Regions from separate parts of the Homo sapiens genome. Here region 2 is linked to region 1. A link is an interaction called in ENCODE POLR2A ChIA-PET data of the cell type or tissue named here. Cell type or tissue: A673. All regions are shown on one strand. Region 1 holds the start of LOC105372994 (a long non-coding RNA gene). Region 2 overlaps OSBP2 (oxysterol binding protein 2).

Region 1 (2,500 bases):
GCAGGGTTCTTTCTAGCCGGACTCAGAGGGTGTACTTTGTGGGCCTTGGAAGGACCCTCTGGGGTCAGCATCTGAGTAAGTCAGCAGCCCCGTCATGAACTCAGGGCAACCCCTCTCTCATCACACAGCTAGGAAAGCCCTGCCTGATGGGCATTTGACATCAGACCTTAGCAGCTGCCTCCTGATCCCTGCCCAGGCCTGTGCCAGGCAGGGACTCGCAGGGAACAGGCAATCCAGCAAACTCTTAAAGTGACAGGCTGCCAGGCATGTGCTCATCAGTGTGACCTGTTCTAAGATGACCCAGGGCCGCCAGCTCACATGCCCACTTTTGAAGGCCAAGTTTAGGGAAGAGCCCGGGAAGGTTCCCAGTTGGCGGAGAGGCAGATTCCTGTCCAGCTGACCACAGCCCAGCGGGAAAGCCAGGGCAAGCCTTGGCTGGGCCTACAGAGGGCCGAGGCAGCAGACACAGAATGGGAAGTAGGCTTTCTCCCAGGCAGAGAAGGAAAATATTACTATTTTCCCTTCTGGGCTGTCATCGTGCGCAGGTCTTTCTGCTCTGGCCAGGATGGGGACCTGCACCGGTTTGGCTCTGAAGCCCCCCTCCTCTGTTATTCCCACCTGCCCACCCAGTTATCCTTCCTGGGCCTCTGGACAGTTCTCCAGTCATGGTGGGCCCGTGGGCAGGACTTGGTCATTGGGCAAGGCTTGTCAACTGTGTGGGTGGTGGCCTCACCGCCCCACTGCCCTGGAAAGGAGAGCAGACTCCTTGCCGTCCCCCTCAGGGAACCTGGAGAGATCAGCTTGGCTCTTGGCTTTCAGCCATGAGAGAGAAACAGGGTATGGGGTTCACACGATTCCTGAGCATCTCTGGTGGGCCCAGCAGCCTCTCCCGACCCGTTCCCCACAGGCCACCTGTCCCTGGTTGCGTCTTCCTGCCCTGGTGGCAGTTCCCCCAACACCCATGCCCCAGCTCCTAAGGACTGGGCTATGAGGGGCTGGGACAGGCCCTGCCAGTGGGGAGCCAGGATGGGAAAGGGGATGAGTGTTCCATGCATTGCGTGGCATGCCAGACATTCTGCATGCACCTCCCCTGCCCCTACTCTGCAGGCTTACGCATAGGGAGACCAAGGCTGAGGGGCTCAGGATCCCAGCTGAAAAGGATACAAGCCCATACCTTCCTGATTCCAGAGCCCACTACACTGCTGCATTATGGTAGAGAAATAAACCTGACCCTCCCCTTGATCAGGGTCAGGAGGTCAGGAACACCTCCCCTGTCTACCCTCACCCTGCATCCCTGTCCTGGCACCACTGGCCACCCACCTTCTGCAGGCCTGCAGAGTCTCAGAGATCTTTCCACTGCAGCATCTTCACCCTGTCCTTCCTGCAAGGGCAGGACGCAGTATCTCTCACAATCCCCGTAGCCCTGTAGCCTCTATGCCTGGCTCAGAGCCCAGCACATGGGAGCCTCAGCAAATGAGAGAGAGAGAGGAGGGGTGGGGAGAATATTGTGAAAAATCACAGGAGCAAATGAATGAATCGCTTAGTGTCTGGCAAAATTCCCTAGTGGGTAATTTTTTTTGACTCTGATAAAAGCTAGCCTAGCAGATCCGTGCTTGAATTACTGTTTTGGGTAACTGTGAATTCTCCTGCCATTTAAGAGAAACCCCGTAGGACTATTAAATGACTTTGGTTTTTAGAATGAGTCTTGAACCATAACGTGCCTGCCCACAGGTGCTCGGCCAGGCATGAGGTGGGGACATTCTCCCTCATAGCAGCGTCCTCCCTGAGCACCAGGGTATACCTTGTACAGTGGCACTGCCTCTGTCACTTGGCTTAAGGTGGAGAATGATTGAGTTCGTACATATTACAAGCTCAGGCTTGGAGTGTTAGCATCCATAAAGTGAAAAAGCTGCGGGAGCAGGTTCCGTCTGCAGGCCAGGGCAGCAGAGCAAGGCTGGGGCGTGCTCTCCCCTGCAGTCCTGAGCCCCCTAGGTGGGCTGGCAGCTGGGCTCCATCCTGCTTCTTAGCAGCCTGTGGGCTTGTTCCTGCTGCTGTCCCTCCAGTCCCTGCAGGCGGGGCCCAGGCAAGACAGACTGCACCTGACTCGACCCCCATTCCTGAACTTGGAAGGCTCCTCATAGTTGGTCACTCATGCTGGGCCTAGGACATGGTCCTTCTGACCACATGACCCCCTGTGGCACTTGGGAACCTTGAGCTGTGAGGGTGAACACAGCCCCAGCCTTGTGGGCCCCGCACCCTCCTGTGGGAGCTGTAACCACATAGGTGATATGGGATGTCAGCGGCAAAAGGACCTTTAGGGGAAAGAGCCAGTGAGGTGGGATGGGGTGAAAGGCCACAGGTGCAGACAGGCTGGGGGCTAAGCAGGGGCACAGGTGCCAGGCACCCTGGAGTGCGCACTGGGAGCCACAGGAGGGGAGGTTGGAGTGAAGAGGAGGCCAGTCACAAGGGACCTTGTGCTGACAGTGTTCTGCTTCCACTT
Region 2 (2,500 bases), 100 kb before region 1:
CTCTAGTGATCTTCCCACTTCAGCCTCCCAAAGTGTTAGGATTACAGGGGTGAGCCACTGTGCCCAGACTCATTTTTCTTTTTCTTTTCTTTTTTTTTTTTTTATTTTTCTTTTCTTGAGACAGGGTCTCACTCTGTCACCCAGACTGGAGTGCAGTGATGTGTTCTCAGCTCACTGCAACCTCCACCTTCTGGGCTCAAGCAATCCTCCCACTTCAGCCTCCAAAGTAGCTGGGACCACAGGTGCATGCCACCATGCCTGGCTAATTTTTTATTTTTAGTGGAGATGGGATTTCACCATGTTGCCCAGGCTGGTCTCCAACTCCTGAGGTCAATCGATCTGCCCGCCCCTGCCTCCCAACATGCTGGGATTATAGGTGTGAGTACTGCACCTGGCCTAATAAATATCACTGTTAATGGTGCATGATATTTCATTAAATAGATACAGTGTACTTCGCTGAAACATTTTTGAAAATGTTTGCCAGTTCATTCAGTTGCATTCTGGTTGTTGGCAATATTTCTCTACTATCAACAGAAGGCACTGGGACAAGCATTTCTGTGCTCACTTTTTTTTTTTTCCTTTTCTTTTTTTGGAACTGGTGTGATTATTTCCTAAGGGTAAATTCTTAGAAAAGGGATGGCTGGGTCAAGTGCATGCTTCACATTTTGATACTGTTGCTGAGTTATCCTCCATCAATGTTGTTCCAGTTTACACTCCCCTTGGCAGAAAATGCATGGCTTAGTTAAGGGAAGATACTTCCTGGAAATATTCACGTTAATCCTTTCCCCTAGCTCAAGTAAAAGTACCACTACTGCCTAAGACCATGGGAACCCACCTCTTGCATCAGCGTGACCTGGATGTGAGACCTGGAGTCAAAGGAGATCATTTTGGAGCTTTAAGATCTGACTGCCCCACTGGATTTGACTTGTATAGGGCCTGTGGCCTCTTTGTTTTAGCCAATTTCTCCCATTTGGAATGGCTGTATTTACCCAATGCCTGCACCCCCATTGTATCTAGGAAGTAACTAATTTGCTTTGGATTTTACAGGCTTATAAGCAGAAGGGACTTGCCTTGTCTCAGATGAGACTTTGGACTGTGGACTTTTGAGTTAATGCTGAAATGAATTAAGACTTTGGGGGACTGTTGGGAAGGCTCGATTGGTTTTGAAATGTGAGGACATGAGATTTGGGAGGGGCCAGGGGTGGGATGATATGGTTTGGCTGTGTCCCCACTCAGATCTCATCTTGAATTCCCACATGTTGTGGGAGGGACCCGGTGGGAAGTGGTTGAATCATGGGAACGGGTCTTTCCTGTTCTGTTCTCATGATGGTGAATAAGTATCACGAGATCTGATGGTTTTTAAAAAGGGGTGTTTCCCTGCACAAGTTATCTTCTCTTGTCTGCTGCCATGTGAGACGTGCCTTTTACCTTCCACCATGATTGTGAGATCTCCCCAGCCACGTGGAGCTGTAAGTCCATTGAACCTCTTTCTTTTGTAAGTCTCCCAGTCTTGGATATGTCTTTATCAGCAGTGTGAAAATGGACTAATACAACTACTCTTCCATCTGTAAAGAAATGCCTGGTCACACTGGACTGAGGGTCTCCCAGATGCAGTAGCAGCTCAAGGCCATTGCTTGATAACCAGATGCTGGAGAAAAATGCCATAGTGCCCACAGTGACAGCGCATGCAGCCCTCCTGCTAAGGGAGGGCCAGGAGCAGTCAGGGAGAGTGATGGCAGCAGCTGGGGAGAATAGGCAGACAGAAAGCCCTATTAGTGAAGCTGGGCTGGTTCACACACGTGCTCATCAGTCTGGAAGCCCAGGAAGCCAGTGGGAGGAAATCGATGCTCTGTCTTTTGGAGGAGAGGGAGGAAGAAGGAATTGGTGAAAAAAATGATCCTCCACTATTCACTTCAACTTGATTTTCTATGCTATTAAAAATGTTATAGTGACATTAAAGGAGCTTATTTTATTTATTTATTTATTTGAGACAGAGTTTCACTCTGTCACCCAGGCTAGAGTGCAGTGGTGCAATCTCGGTTCACTGCAACTCTGCCTCCCGGGTTCAAGAGATTCTTGTGCCTCAACCTCCCAAGTAGCTGGGACCACAGGCATGCACCAGCATGCCCGGCTAATTTTTGCCCTTTTTTTTTTTTTTTTTTTTAGTAGAGATGGGGTTTCAACATGTTGGCCAGGCCATGGTGAAATAAAAACAATGCCATGATCCTAGCCATTGCTGTTTCTTTGGGACCTGCTCATACTGCCCGTGTGCATGTGCACACACACACACACACACACACACACACACCCACTGACAGCGCTGTGGCCACCACCGTGTTCTCCTTTCCCTGGGCATTCCAGCATCAGCATGCTGGCTGCTCTTCAGTTTTTGTTGTCACTTTCTGCTTTTGCTTCTGCTCTGTGGAGAGCCTGGCCCCAGTTTTCTTATCCTGCCGTCCAGTGGTTGGACACTTGAGCAGCCTGCGGTTATGGCCTGTTA

The links. Peaks named below come from ENCODE experiments on the same cell type or tissue, not always from the same donor. Only the 100,000 strongest peaks of a DNase experiment are listed, where the experiment ranks them.
Region 2: POLR2A ChIA-PET joins it to region 1 with 5 read pairs; 5 of 35 experiments call an interaction of 5 or more read pairs at or near these places.

The regions. Positions count from the first base shown.
Region 1 is chr22:30,875,675-30,878,174 of GRCh38, forward strand. The region is part of intron 3 of OSBP2 (oxysterol binding protein 2); the gene reads left to right. It overlaps LOC105372994 (a long non-coding RNA gene), which reads right to left and starts at 1,701. Exons shown (of 3, transcript XR_007068062.1): 1 at 1,321-1,701. RefSeq lists an enhancer at 2,006-2,500. In A673, no CTCF peak of the experiment used is centred here; a DNase peak (open chromatin) is centred at 1,467.
Region 2 is chr22:30,776,027-30,778,526 of GRCh38, forward strand. All of the region lies in intron 2 of OSBP2 (oxysterol binding protein 2), which reads left to right. Among named protein-coding and RNA genes, the nearest start is that of MIR3200, 46 kb to the left of the region's middle. In A673, no CTCF peak of the experiment used is centred here; no DNase peak of the experiment used is centred here.